Linked DNA regions of Homo sapiens: regions 1 and 3 are each linked to region 2. A link is a contact called in ENCODE Hi-C or POLR2A ChIA-PET data. All regions are on one chromosome and are shown on one strand. The core of a region is the stretch at or near the end of the contact, and the rest is flanking DNA. Distances in the headings are between cores, read along the strand shown. Region 1 overlaps LOC124902693. Region 2 holds the start of LTBP3 (latent transforming growth factor beta binding protein 3). Region 3 holds the start of BANF1 (barrier to autointegration nuclear assembly factor 1).

Region 1 (4,607 bases), core at 1-2,500, 260 kb after region 2:
TGAGGCCACATGGTTGCCCGCAGGACAGCTCTAAGACACCATTTAGTTGATTAAAGCAGATGTTCAAACTCTCCTCCAATCCCACCTATCTACTCACAATTTGCATCCCCCCAACCCCCATCAGTCTCCTTTTTTTAAAAAAAGAGATATGCTAGGCCAGGCATGGTGGCTCAGGCCTGTAATTCCAGCACTTTGGGAGGCTGAGGCAGGAGGATCACTTGAGACCAGGAGTTTGAGATCAGCCTGGGCAACATAGCAACACCCTGTCTCTAAAAAAAAAAAAAAAAATTAGCCAGTGATGCGTGCCTGTGGTCCCAGCTAGCTACTCGGGAGGCTGAGATGGGAGGATCGCTGGAGCCCAGGAGGATGAGGCTGCAGTGAGCTCTGATTGTACCACTGAACTCCAGCCTGGGCAACAGAGCCAGACCCTGTCTCCAAAAAAAGAAAAAAGATAAAGAGAAATGCTAGTGGTAAAAAAACGTAACTTAAAGCCTGTACATTCCCCGCAGGGGGGTGTTTATGGCCTTGTATCCAGCTGGCTCTTCCCAGATTCAAAAGCAATTATTCCAAAAGAATGCTTTATGGTTAAAATTAAACCACAGTCCAAAAGCTATTAGAACTGGACTTTGAACAAATGCCAAAGAGGACAGTTATGAACATCTTCTTGACAGAAAAAGAAAGAGACCCACCAGAAGGAAGAAATCTAAAACAAACAAAAAATTAAGTAAAATGTTGAAACCTGTTCAACCACCCTATTTCAGATAGAACGCACTTTTTAACCACATTAGGAAAGCGAAACTCGCCGTGGGTGGGGTGGAAACGCTGCCAGGTCATCCTGTCTAAAGAAACTCTGGTCGCGCCTACCTGAGGGACGTGCGGGCGCGGCTCGGCCCCCACGAGGCGCCCCGACACCGCGCCGGCCGCGCGGCTCCCGCAGGCACAGCGCCCGCCCCGGCGAGCACCAGTGCATCACCCCGGTGACGTGGGTCACCTGCCCTGATGCGTTATTCCGCCGCTTGATGAAGAAACCAGCATTTAGGAAAACACAGAGGCGCACATTAGCGTGCACGAAATCGCCCGAGGGAGCTGAGAGCTGGCGAGGTCACGAGTGCCGGGCTCCGGGCGGGGGGTGGGGCAGGGCGGCGGGGCAAGGCCGGGGCGGGAGCGGCGATCCGAGGCCGGGTCAGCAGCGCCCCCTCCTGGAACGCCGGGAGCGCCGCGCGCGCGGATGCCGCTCTCCTTCCAGCCTGGCGCGCCGCTGCCCCCTATCGGACAAACGCTTTGACCGTTGGCTAAAGCAAGTATCAGACGTCAGCCCCTCCAGGTGGCAAGCACGCCTGGCCAAGCCTCAGTTTCCACATCTCTCAAATGGGAGCGATGGCAACACTATCTACCCTTGCACACCTCAGAGGGTGACCAGGAGCAAATGAAGGAAGCACCGCTCTTTCTTCCTGGGCCGGCCTCGCTGCTTAGGCCCCAGCAAAATCCAGGTCGCCTCCCCGAGGTCATCTTTGTCCCCCGTGTCTGAACTGGGAGCACAGTTATAAAACCAGTCATGTTGTTCTGAGAGTGGCGTCTCTCTTCCAGTAGCTTCGATAACTCCACAAATGTATTTAACATAATTTTCAAAACATTTTTTCTTATAAGCATGTATCATAATTTAGTTTTCCGGCAATTATCCATTCACTGTCTAAATCCCCCACCACACTGTGAGTCCTGGGGATGCAGGGACCTCCCTGTCACTGTCATTGTTGTGTCTCCAGAATCTGCCTAGCACAGTGCCTCCCACACAGTAGGTGCTCAATAAATTGCTGTTGGAAAAATACATGGATGAAGCCTAGGAGCTGGAGGCTAGGCAGAAACAGAAAGGACAAAGTCAGATACGGGGGGAAATCCTATTTCCAGAATGGTATCTCAAGTGACTATTAAAAATGCGGCGCCGGGCGCGGTGGCTCACGCCTGTAATCCCAGCACTTTGGGAAGCCGAGGCGGGCGGATCACGAGGTCAGGAGATCGAGACCATCCTGGCTAACATGGTGAAACCCCGTCTCTACTAAAAATACAAAAAAAATTAGCCGGGCGTGGTGGCGGGCGCCTGTAGTCCCAGCTACTCGGGAGGCTGACTGCAGGAGAATGGTGTGAACCTGGGAGGCGGAGCTTGCAGTGAGCCGAGATCGCGCCCCTGGACTCCAGCCTGGGCTACAGAGCGAGACTCCGTCTCAAAAAAAATAAAAATATAAATATAAATAAATAAATAAATAAATAAATAAATAAATAAATAAATAAAAATTAAAATGAGGCCAAAGGCCGGGTGCAGTGGCTCATTCCTGTAATCCTAGCACTTTGGGAGGCCGAGGTAGGTGAATCACTTGAGGCCAGGAGTTCCAGACCAGTGGGGCCAACATGGTAAAACCCTGTCTCTACTAAAAATAGAAAAAAATTAACTGGGCGTGGTGGTGTGCACCTGTAATCCCAGCTACTGAGGAGACTGAGGCATAAGACTCTCTTAACCCTGGGAGGCAGAGGTTGCAGTGAGCCGAGATTGCACCACTGTCCTACCTGGTGACAGAGTGAGACTCTGTGTCAAAAAATAAAAATAAAAAAGGCCAGGCACAGTGACTCACGCCTGTAATACCAGCACTGGAGGAAGCCAAGGTAGGAGGATCACTTAGGCCCAGGAGTTCAAGACCAGCCTGGGCAACAAGATGAAACCACGGCTCTGCAAAAAATACAAAAATTAGCCAGGCACTGTGGCGTATGTCTATAGTTTCAGCTATTTGGGAGGCTGAGGTGGGAGGATTGCTTGAGCCCAGCAGGTGGAAGCCGCAGGGAACCATGATCACACCACCGCATTCCAGCCTGAGCAACAGAGTGAGATCCTGTCTCTAAATAATAATAATAATTAATAAAATAAAATAAAATAAAAATGAAAGGCCAGGCACAGTGGTGAGTGCCTATAATCCCAGCTACTCAGGAGACTGAGGTTGGAGGATCACTTGAGCCCAGGTGTTCTAATCCAGCTTGGGCAATGTAGGGAGACACCATCTCTATTTTAAAAAGAAAAGAAAGAAAAGGTGGGGATGATGAAAAAGGTTTTTAAATAGAAAGCGGTGGTGGTTGCACAACATTGTGAATGCACCAAATGCCACTGAATTGTAGGCTATAAAATGATTAATTATATGTTATATGCATTTCACCTCAATAAAAAAAATGAAAGGGCAGAATTGTAATATAATCATTATGATCATTCCTGCTTTAGACACTGCAAATACTTGATGAAGTCAACATAAAGAGAATAACTTTTATAGAGTGTTCTACAGTTGACATAAATGTTTTCATATAAATGATTTCATTTGTCCCTCCCAACAAGCCCATTAATTTGCAGACGAGGAAAACAGGATTGCAGATCAGTGGCTTCCTTCCAACAGGTAGGGCACACTCCCCCTCGGGGGCTCTGCCCTTGAGGCTCCCCGCTATGAAAAGACTTCCTCCAAACCACAGCTTCCCCCTCCCCTCTTGCTGGGCTCTGCTTCAAGGGTCACCAGAAGGGCCTTCCTCAAAGAGCGGCCCTCCTCCCCATCGTCATTCTCTCTCCCTTACCCTGCTTGAGTTTTTCTTTAAAATTCTTAGGACATATTATATTGACATTATTTCTTTTTGTCTCCTTCCACAACAATGTAAGCACCAAGAGAACAGTGCTATTTGTCAGTTTTGTTCTCTGTTATAATCCTGACATCTGGAATGGTACCTGACAAATAATAGGTGCTTAATAAATATTGTTAAATGAATGCATTTGTTAAAGGAATAATAACTTTACCATGAACTTGGCCAGATCTTTTGAGGATCCAAGGCTTTTTAGGTCACACCACAAAAACAAAATTACAATATGATGGAGATAAAATACCAGTTGTGAGAGGCCTGTAACAAAGCGCTACCCAGTTCACTGATTATTACCTGCGTGTGCTCCACTTATCCCCCAGGGAGGCACCTGTCTGTTGTATCCCTGGCTCCCAGCATGGTGCTGGACACCTAGTATTAGGCACTGATCTGCATCAGTAAGAAACAATGGATTCTGAGCAACACAAACAAGAACAGAACTGGCTACAGTGCACATCCCGGTCCCACCCTAAGTGTGCATATGGCAGGGAACGGGGAGTCTCTGAGGACCAGAGGAAGGAGGACACGCAGGACAGGGGCCAGAGTCCAGGGAGCAGCAGAGCATGGCCTTCTGAGCCCCACGTGATTTGTGTAGAAATAGCTCCCGAGACCAAGCTGATCTGCCATGTAAACCTCGCACGATTACTTCCTGTTCCCAGGGGAGAACTTGCAGGGCTAGCCTCTCGTGAGTGGGGTCAGCATGGTCTGACAGGATGGATGACCCCTGTGCTATGGACAGTGAGCCTCTGAGGGGCAGGGGCCACTCCATAATACTGTCCAGTGGCCTCTGAGAAATTCCTGGCCAGCACTGGCCGCCTTCCTCCAGTTCCTGAGCCAGGCAGCCAGGTGTGATGGAAAGTTGTCAGGTGTAACTCAAAGAACATAGATTAAGAGTCTAGAGGCCGAGCGCAGTGGCTCACACCTGTAACCCCAGCACTTTGGGAGGCCAA
Region 2 (4,553 bases), core at 1,630-4,129:
TTTCCTCCTATCCGGCCCCCCTGAGCTCCCTCTCCTGCCTTACCACCCACTGGCCAGCTCTGCCTGGCACCTGCTTGGCTATGTTCTTGTCTGTCTGCCTCCTTATAGAGGGTGCTCTGGAAGGCAGGGCCAGGCTGGCCTCAGCTCTGGGTCCCACAGGGGGTTCGGGGGAATGAATGAAAGAATGACTGAGGGAGAGGATGGGACCTCTGTCTGTTTCTGTCCCATACTCACCTTCAACCTGTGCTACTACCAGCCTTGGGGCTCTGACTCATCCCAAAGCCCCAGCCCTTCTCCTGCCCACCCCATGGCTGCCCTCACTTCCCAGGGCAGGAGGGCAGGAGGGCGGGGGTGCTGCTCTCCTGGATGCCAGAAGGGCCTCACAGGGACAGCCCATATCCATGGCCCTCAGGGTCAGGCTAAGCACATCCCAGCCCAGCCCATCCTGCCTGGCCTCTTGGGGCCAGGCCTCACAGAGCAGAGGGGTGTGTCCTGGGCGGGGGGAGGTAGGATTCTCTTTTTCCTTTCTGCCAGTGAGTCACTCATAGCGGTGAGAGTGACCTCCCAATGACACCCGCCCACTGTGGCCTGGGCACCGAGCCTGGGGGATGTGGGCAGCACAGATGGAGACAGCAGCCTGGGCAGGATGGCCAGGGAGCCTGGGAGATGGACACACGTACACTCACACCCACAGTCCTCTTGTCACACACACACAGAGACTCATCCTGACACCAACACAGGTTCACATAAACATTCCCATACATTTGGCCGGGCGCAGTGGCTCACACCTGTAATCCCAGCACTTTGGGAGGCCGAGGCAGGTAGATCACTCGAGATCAGGAGTTTGAGACCAGGCTGACCAACATGGTGAAACTCCATCTCTACTAAATACAAAAAAATTGGCCAGGCGTGGTGGCGCATGCCTGTAATCCCAGCTACTTGGGAGGCTGAGGCAGGAGAATCACTTGAACCCAGAAGGGGGAGGTTGCAGTGAGCTGAGATTGCGCCATTGCACTCCAGCCTGGGTAACAAGAGCAAAACTCCATCTCAAAAACACAAAAACAAAAACATTCCCACATACTCTCTAACAGCGACTAGAGACACACACCCAAGACAACACAAAGACGGGTACTTCACAGTGTGCCACGCCATGCCCATGGCATGACCCCAGACACAGGGGCAATATGCGCACAGACACACGCACGCACACCCCATCTCATGACAAATTTGAGCCACATGAGTGGGGTTCCTTAGCTCTGTGAGTGGGAGAGTGAATATAGGAATGTGTAAGAGGGGCTGTTTTGCTGGTGCCATCCTGGGCCTGGCCTAATTACCCTGTCCAGGAGGGTAATTACTGCTGGGACACCTCCCCGAGCCTGGCCCACGGGGCCTAGCAGGAGGATGACTGAGCCCCAGGCCTGGCCCTTTAAAGAGAGATGCTGGGGAGGGGGTGGACTCCAAGCTGAACTGGGGAGGGTGTAGGGGCTTGGGGGAGGATGAGGGGGGCCCTGAGGGCCTCTGAGGCAGGATGTTAGGAGCTTATGGGGAGGCATTGGAAAAGGAGAGGCTGAGAACCCCGAACTAGTCCCTACCTTCAGGCCTGCACCCTACTTTTAGGCCTCAACACCCTCCCTACTCAGACCTTGCCAGTAGCCGGCTCCCATCCCCAGCCCTGACCTTAGCTCCTCCTCCCAGGGAATGCAGGTGTCTACTCTGGCAGGCCCTACTTTAGACATTTTGTAAAGACTTTTCTTGTTTCTTCCAGCAAGTCTGCTTCTTGCGGGAATATTTAGCCCTTCTCTGAGGCTTCCTGTCCCCGGCTCACATTCCTCAAAAACCCTGTGTGCTCCTGCTCAGAACTCAGCACCTTCTGGGAAGCCAGTGTCATCCAGGACCTCTGCATTTCCCCACCCCTTAGGCCCCAACCCTAACGCAAAGCTTCAAAGTCCAGGCCTCCATGCAGCCCTCCAACTCTGGCCCCCAGAGTTCCAGCCTCCCAAGTTCCCTGAGGCCCCTGGTCCCCCAGGCCCTCGGATCTCTGCCCTTTATACCCTCAGCCCCCAGTCTCTAAGGCCAAGACCCCACTAGCTCTCCCACCGGGCCTGGTGCCTGTCCTTCCCCTGCCCCCAGCCGTGCCCCCGGCCCTCACCCACGCGGAAGCCGGAGCCCGTGAGCGTGTCTGTGCTGTGGCCGTTCTCTCCGATGAGCGTCATGTTGGAGCCCTGCTGACAACTGTCCCGACACTGGCCCTTGAGACAGGTCCGCTTGCAGATCACCGGCGCAAAGACCACCTTGAAGCGCTCGCGGGCCAGCGCCCCGCCCCCGCCTGCGCCCCGCTCGCCGGCCGGCCCCCCCTCGACCCTGCCGCCCAGGCCCAGCAGCAGCAGCAGCAGCAGCAGCAGCAGCGCCAGCAGCCCCGCCGCCCCCGCCCCGCGCATCTCAGGGGCCAGGCCGCCAGCAGCCCCTCGGGGCCCGGGCATCCGGGGCCGCAGGACCCGGGGGAGGGGGGGCGCGCCCGGGCGGGGCGAGGGGCCCGCGCCCGAAGGGAGTAGAGGGCCGGGAGCCCCGGGAGAGGGTAGGGGGCAGCGAGGGAGGGCAGCGGGGGAAGCGGGCGGGAGGGGACCGCGGGGGCCCGGCGGGAGGCGCGGAGATGCAGACTGGACAGCGGGGAGCGCAGAAACTTCCCAGCCCCAGGACGAAGCCCAGACCAGGCCCCGAACTCAGGCAGGAGCGAGGAGGCCGGAGCAAGTTGAGGCGGAGAGGAGGAGCGAGGGAGAGGAAGGCCGGGCGGCCGGCCCGCTCCGCGCCTCCCCCTGGCCGGGCTCCTCTCCCGCGGCCGCGGGGAGGCAGGGAGCGCGCGGGGAGGGCTCAGGGAGAAGTGAGCAGTTGTTTTCCCTGGCTGGAGCGCGGCGCGGCGGCGGCGAGGGGGGCTGGGACGCTGGCCCCGGGCCAGGGACACAGTTTTTTTTTTTTTGTTGTTTAAAGCGTCGCCTCTGCCGCCTGGAGAAGCGAGGGTGTGCAGGCTGGCGGAGGCTGGGGGGTGGCGCGGGGACAGTCCCCACCCCAGATGCCCGCCCCCGCCGGAACCCGCGGCCGCGCTGGGCCCTTTCCAGAGGGCCCTCACCTGGGACCGTCTGGCCGGCCGCGGATTCCTCCGGGCGGGGCGGGGCGGGGAGGCCTGCGTAGAGCGAGATACCGAGGCTGAGGGAGAGAGGTGGCCCTGCCGGGTCACACTGACGATGGAGGCCGGGTGGAGCCGGAGCCCAGGCCTTCCAGCTCTTTCCCAGCCTCCCTTGCAAACGTGGGGGTCTCAGGGCCCCAAAGTAACTTCTCGTTAGTGCTGGTCCAATCCCCTCTGAGGAAAGGGCTAAAGGGTGGGGACAGCCTTTGGCCAGGGCTCACGGAGGTCCCAGGAGGAAGTCTGTGGGGTCCAGAAGAGGAGCAGAAAGAACAAAGCTAGAACCCAGCTTCCCTGCCAGCCCCCTCGGAATGGCTTCCTGGTGCCCACCCTGCCACCTCCCCCCTTTCCTTTCGTCTGGCCGTGCTGGCGGGGCTGGCTCTGGGCCTCAGACACTCTGGAATCGCCAAGGTCTGAGCTCAGGGCCTGGCCCCCTTCCCAGGCTAACAGCCGGGAGGACGGGGGCGCTGTCCGAGGGCCCAGGGGCTGGAGAGGGGCACAGCAGAGCCCCAGGGCAGGGGCTGGCAGCGGCTGGGGGTGGGGGTCTTCAGGTTGGCCATGGCTGGAGAGGAGCATAGTTCCAGACCAGGCTTGTCCGCTGGTCTGGAAGGAAAGGCTGCAACGTGCGGGGGCCCAGGCCTTACTGTGGGGCCTGCCAGGAGACCCCAGGGTTCCGTCTCTGACTCACAGAACTCAGCAGGAGGTGGGGACGGCTAGGGCACATCCAGGAAAAGCGCTGCCAAGTCAGGGCGGCACCAGACCCTCTCCCGGACAGCACCCGGGGCAGCAGTCTAATTGGGGAGAGGAGGTTCAGGGACTCACTTTCAGGCACACCTGTCCAAGGAACTCTGTTTTTACTTTGAGCGTAAGTTGATGTGGGTAGCTTTAGGGGGACGCTTAGTAAGTCCCCCTTACTAAGCGGTGCAGGGCTGGGAGGGACAATCACATGTCCCCAGGGATCCCTGCTGCCGGAATCCAGGATGGGGTGTGAGGGGCAAGCCCCTGCTTCTTGGGGCCCTGGTCCACACGGAGGCAGGGAATAATGCTAGGTGCCGACCACCTGCCAGGCACAGGGCTGAGCATTGTATACTCATTTTTTCCTAACACTCATCTGAACCTGTCCTGACTCTGCCTAGAGCTGGCTGTGGCTCACCATGGAGCACAGCACAGTCAAACAGTCCAGGGTTGGATTCTTACTGTCTCTAAGCCCCAGTTTCCTTGCTTGTGAGATGGGTATCTATTCACTCAACATCTATGTTCAACTACTGGTAATAAAAAACAAAAAATTAAAAAATAAATGTAAAAAATTCACTCAACAAACTGAGACTCCACCACATCCTAAGCTCTTGGCCACAAATAGAACCAGTCCTGCCTT
Region 3 (4,912 bases), core at 136-2,635, 440 kb after region 2:
AGGAGTTCTGTCTGCGACTCGTCCTGCTACAACAGAATGGGACAATACAATGCATGTCATGTAAAAGTAACTCCGGCCGGGCGCGGTGGCTCACGCCTGTAATCCCAGCACTTTGGGAGGCCGAGGTGGGCGGATCACGATGTCAGGAGATCGAGACCATCCTGGCTAATACGGTGAAACCCTCTCTCTACAAAAATACAAAAAATTAGCCGGGCGTGATGACGAGCGCCTGTAGTCCCAGCTACCCGGGAGGCTGAGGCAGGAGAATGGCGTGAACCCGGGAGGCGGAGCTTGCAGTGAGCCGAGATCGCGCCACTGCACTCCAGCCTGGGCGACAGAGCAAGACTCCGTCTCAAAAAAAAAAAAAAAAAAAAAGTAACTCCTATAATCTTAAGTACTAGTGTAATATAAAACTATACGCATGCTCCAGAGAAGTCATCCTGGCAACCTCTCTGGAAGGAGTTTGAAATAAACCGTATCTTTCTCAACACGCTTGTACACCCCAAGTCTAGCATAGTCACACAACAGAGAAGTTCAGTCTGGCAACACACTACAGCCGGAGACAAACTAGGTGGCCACCGTGATGGTTCAAGCCAGGAACTAGTTAATTAAAGGTTGAGGTGAGCAGGCTTGTCTGCGACATTTGCATATTTCTGACTTGCGTACTTAGAAGACGAAGGCCAGTACCCTTAAGACTGATGGTTTCCGAAAGAAACACTGTCGTCTCTAGTTGCTGTCCTCCTTCCTCCTCCCTGTCTATCCCGGAGAAAAGACCCTCAGAGAAACACCCACACTTAGTCTCTGGCCCTCGGCTCCCAGGAACGCTGCCGGAGCAACACCGCCGTCTAGGCTGGACGCTGAGAGAGGATCGTCCACGACTCACTTCAAGGCTGAACCAAGAAAACACAGTAAAGGAACTTGCCGGCGGCCGCGACGGTAGCGTCAGTTAGAAATCAGGTCTCCAGTGTTCCCAGTTCCCACCAGTCCAACTGCGAGGAGTGCGACGTGAGTCTGAGTCTGATCCCTCCGAAAACCGTACTTCCGGCGCTGTCTCGGAGGCCTCCCGTCCCCTCCCTTGTCCGTCTTCTAACTCTTCCCCACGCCAGGTCCGTCAAGCCTAAGTCCTTGAGTTCCGGGTCCGGGCAGCAGAGAAAGGAAGTCCTCTCCCTGGAGGCCTATCTCCCTCAGAACTGCGCGAGAAGCGAGACCTTAGAAGGCAGGGCTTCCCGCGAAGGACCGGAAAGGAGCGCCTACTAAGGACGCCGTCGAGGTCCGGGGCGCCTCAACTCTATAGCTCTAACTGGCTAGAAGTGCCCAACGTGGAATGTTTCTTTTTTAAAGGCGGCTCTTGAAGCGACCCGGAAGCGGAAGTGGAAGAAAGTTCTAGTGGCTTGAGGTATCCGCAGGAGCGGCCGGGTGGCGGGAGGAACCGTTACGGGAACTGAAGTTGCGGGTGAGCGCCAGCCGCGGAGCAGGGCCCTGATTGGAGGCCAGAGGGGTTGCGGGGAGAAGGGGAGGAGAGGGGTCGCAGGCGCTGTGGCGGGCCCTGGGGGAGAGCTTGGCCGCGCTGCGGGGAGGGGGCGGGGTGCAGCGCGTGGGAGCCGGGCCGCGGGAAGGGGCGGGCCGCAGCGGCGCGCGGTGGGGGCGGAGCTGGGGCGCGGCGTGAACCCCGCGGGCGGGGAGCGGGTGTGCGCAGCGCTAGGTGTGCGCTTCGCCCTGTAGGTAGAGAGACCCTTTGGTTAGCTTTCCACGCCAAGTGGCCGTTCCAGGCAGGCAGTGTCGTCTTGGTTCAGCCAAGGTCACAGAGGGAGTGATAGCTTCCGCGCAGCCCTGGCTACGGACTCTGGGCATCTTTCCACTGCCCCGCTTGCGCCACCTGTTAGGCAGGATCGTTTTTCCTCTGGGGCAAGATCAAAATCCAGGTCCTGCAGGAAGAAACTCCTCTTAAAAATAGTAGGGAAGAGTCTCCCTGGAACTGTTTTCTCCTTTCAGGATGAGGGGGATCGAGCAAGCCACTGTAACCCCTGGCTTGGCTTCCTCTTACTATGAGATTGCTCGTGGGCCCTTAGAAGTTCCAGGTCTTCAGCCCTAATCTGCCTTTTTTTTGGGATTCCTAGATTAAGCCTGATCAAGATGACAACCTCCCAAAAGCACCGAGACTTCGTGGCAGAGCCCATGGGGGAGAAGCCAGTGGGGAGCCTGGCTGGGATTGGTGAAGTCCTGGGCAAGAAGCTGGAGGAAAGGGGTTTTGACAAGGTGTGGGGTGGCTGCGTGTACCTAGTGCAAGCGGGGGGTGGAAGGGAAGTGATTCCATCTGCTGGGGGATGGACAGTAAGGTATAATCTGAAGAGGCTGCCAGAGCCTGGGCACCTGGTGGAGAGGAGAGGGGGGCAAAACCCGCGCTGCTTCCTGGGCTTGTGTGCTCTGAATGGCACAGGAATGGCTGTCTTGCTCTTATCTCTCACTGAGCACTGAGCAGCACGCTCCTTCCTTTTCCCTGTTTTGCAGGCCTATGTTGTCCTTGGCCAGTTTCTGGTGCTAAAGAAAGATGAAGACCTCTTCCGGGAATGGCTGAAAGACACTTGTGGCGCCAACGCCAAGCAGTCCCGGGACTGCTTCGGATGCCTTCGAGAGTGGTGCGACGCCTTCTTGTGATGCTCTCTGGGAAGCTCTCAATCCCCAGCCCTCATCCAGAGTTTGCAGCCGAGTAGGGACTCCTCCCCTGTCCTCTACGAAGGAAAAGATTGCTATTGTCGTACTCACCTCCGACGTACTCCGGGGTCTTTTGGGAGTTTTCTCCCCTAACCATTTCAACTTTTTTTTGGATTCTCGCTCTTGCATGCCTCCCCCGTCCTTTTTCCCTTGCCAGTTCCCTGGTGACAGTTACCAGCTTTCCTGAATGGATTCCCGGCCCCATCCCTCACCCCCACCCTCACTTTCAATCCGTTTGATACCATTTGGCTCCTTTTTTGGCAGAACAGTCACTGTCCTTGTAAAGTTTTTTAGATCAATAAAGTCAGTGGCTTTCATGACTGGGCTTTGTGCACTGAAAAGCAAGTGGGCTGGGAGTTGCCTCTCCTTCAGGGACTGACCATGTTTCCCTCACTCCTTATCAGTAGAGACCGAAACTGGCAGCTTCCCTTCCACTCCCAGAGGGCAGCCACCCTAGCCATGTAGGCCTCAGGCAGGTGACTTTTGTCTCAATCCCCGAGTGATGTGGGAGAGGGTGTGGGTGGATCTTTTCCTGGGAGCCAGATGGACTGTGCTCCAGATGTCAGTTAAGTCAACAGCTGGGCTAGGCAGCACCTGGTGGAAAAGTCAGTGGGAGTCAGAGGTACCAGACAGGGTGGGCCGGATGTGGGTGAGAGTTCACCTGCCAGTCATCATCTGCTCTCCCGGCCTCTGTAAGGGTGGGCAGGGTGCTTGCCATCTTCCATGATCTCTTAGGGAGGAGAAGGAGCACAGGCATCACAGCTGGAAGGATGTGAGGGGAGTACACCTCAGTACATTTTAGTCCTGTTCTTTTTGTTTACTTTTTAACTTAATAGGGACAGGGCCCTGCTCTGTTGCCCATGCTGGCCTTAAGCGATCCTTAAGCCTCCCAAAGCGCTGTGACTATAGGTGTGAGCCACCATACCCGGCCAGCCCTATTATTTCTTGAACACTTAGTATGAACCAGGCTTGAAGCTAAAATCTTTGCAAACATTTTTTTCTTTCACAGTAATAAATATTTTCTCCTTTACAGGTGAGGAAATTTGAGGCTCAGAGAGGCTAATTTGCCCATGGACTTGCTCCTGGGAAGTAGCCAGACTGGAACTCAAACTAGCTTGGAAACCCAGGGACCCGGCCATGTGTTCCTTGGTCATGTGGCTTAGCCTCTCTGAGCCTCAGTTTCTCCACTTGGAAAATGAGGTGGTTGTAGGGAAAGGATATTTGCAGCAGTATAAACAACAAAGGACTATTTCCATAGCACATACAGAATTGCAATCAAGAAAAAAGCGGACTGGCTGGGCGCAATGGCTCACGTTTGTAATCCCAGCACTTTCAGAGGCCGAGGTGGGTGGATCACCTGAGGTCAGGAGTTCAAGACCAGCCTGGCCAACATGGTGAGACCCCATCTCTACCAAAAATACAAAAATTAGCCGGGTGTGGTGGTGCACGCCTATAATCCCAGCTACTCAGGAGACTAAGGCAGGAGAATCGAACTTGGGAGGCAGAGGTTGCAGTGAGCCGAGATCACGGCCATTGCACTCCAGCCAGGGTGACCAGAATGAAACTTTGTCTCAAAAAAAAAAAAAAACAACAGAAAAATGGGTAAAAGATCTAAGACGGCCACAGAAGAGGGTTCCCTCCCAGTAAATAAGCACAGGAAAGGTGCTCCATATTGCTAGTAATAAGACATCACATGCCATTAACACCCACCTGACTGGCAAACACTTTTAAGTTGGACAATACCAAGTATTGATGAGATAATGAAGCAACAGGAACTGATACCTAGCTGGTGGGAGTATAAATTGGTCTAAACAATTTGGGAAGACAGTTGGGTGTTATTTAGTAAAACTGACACGCCCTGTGACCAAGCAGTTCCACTCTCAGGACTGTGCCTTGAAGAAAGTCCCGAACACCTGCAGCAGGACCTAGATGAGTTTGCAGCTGCATTGTTGGGAGCAACGCTAGCGGCTGTCAATACTAGAGTAGATAAATAGGCACTCATGCCACCGGACACTGGACGGAGGTAAAAATGAACAAATGATAGTTGTGTACAACACGAATCTCAATAGCAAATGAAGACAAACAAATTCTTAGGAATTCCTACATAGATGGTAAAACTAGAAGGAAAACAAAGGAAATGATTATGGTAAATAGTAAAGGAAAAAGTCTACAGGGATTATCTTTGGGGGAGGGTGTGGAA

What was found. Hi-C counts contacts between places; a loop is a spot of excess contacts on that map. ChIA-PET counts read pairs that join two places held with the same protein, here RNA polymerase II (POLR2A). Pooled maps may share reads with other maps.
Region 1: a loop to region 2 is called in a pooled map, with 2.2 times the contacts of the local background. The contact joins the enhancer-like site here to the promoter of LTBP3 in region 2. A Hi-C loop is called at or near these places in 3 of 168 maps with a recorded cell type or tissue (K562, heart left ventricle and mammary epithelial cell), 1 of 37 single-sample maps with no recorded cell type and 15 of 50 pooled maps.
Region 3: a pooled map shows a loop between it and region 2 (2.5-fold over the local background). The contact joins the promoter of BANF1 here to the promoter of LTBP3 in region 2. A Hi-C loop is called at or near these places in 2 of 168 maps with a recorded cell type or tissue (PC-9 and heart left ventricle) and 9 of 50 pooled maps. POLR2A ChIA-PET finds 5 or more read pairs at or near these places in 3 of 52 experiments (CD4-positive, alpha-beta T cell, PC-9 and activated T-cell).

Annotation. Positions count from the first base shown.
Region 1 is chr11:65,817,126-65,821,732 of GRCh38, forward strand. All of the region lies in intron 3 of LOC124902693, which reads right to left. Among named protein-coding and RNA genes, the nearest start is that of SNX32, 15 kb to the right of the region's middle. RefSeq lists a silencer at 887-1,346. Within about 2 kb of position 1,251, at least 20 of the 41 ENCODE cell types and tissues checked have a DNase peak (open chromatin) inside an H3K27ac peak, as active enhancers do; they include mammary epithelial cell, where a contact is called at or near this core.
Region 2 is chr11:65,555,480-65,560,032 of GRCh38, forward strand. LTBP3 (latent transforming growth factor beta binding protein 3) reads right to left here and starts at 2,880. Exons shown (of 28, transcript NM_001130144.3): 1 at 2,150-2,880. The coding sequence starts at 2,480. RefSeq lists silencers at 2,709-2,948, 2,999-3,158.
Region 3 is chr11:66,001,118-66,006,029 of GRCh38, forward strand. BANF1 (barrier to autointegration nuclear assembly factor 1) reads left to right here and starts at 1,386. Exons shown (of 3, transcript NM_003860.4): 1 at 1,386-1,453; 2 at 2,118-2,256; 3 at 2,509-3,032. The coding sequence starts at 2,134. The coding sequence ends at 2,655. EIF1AD (eukaryotic translation initiation factor 1A domain containing) reads right to left here and starts at 1,040. Exons shown (of 6, transcript NM_001242481.2): 1 at 793-1,040. RefSeq lists enhancers at 738-1,107, 2,115-2,921 and a silencer at 1,408-1,747.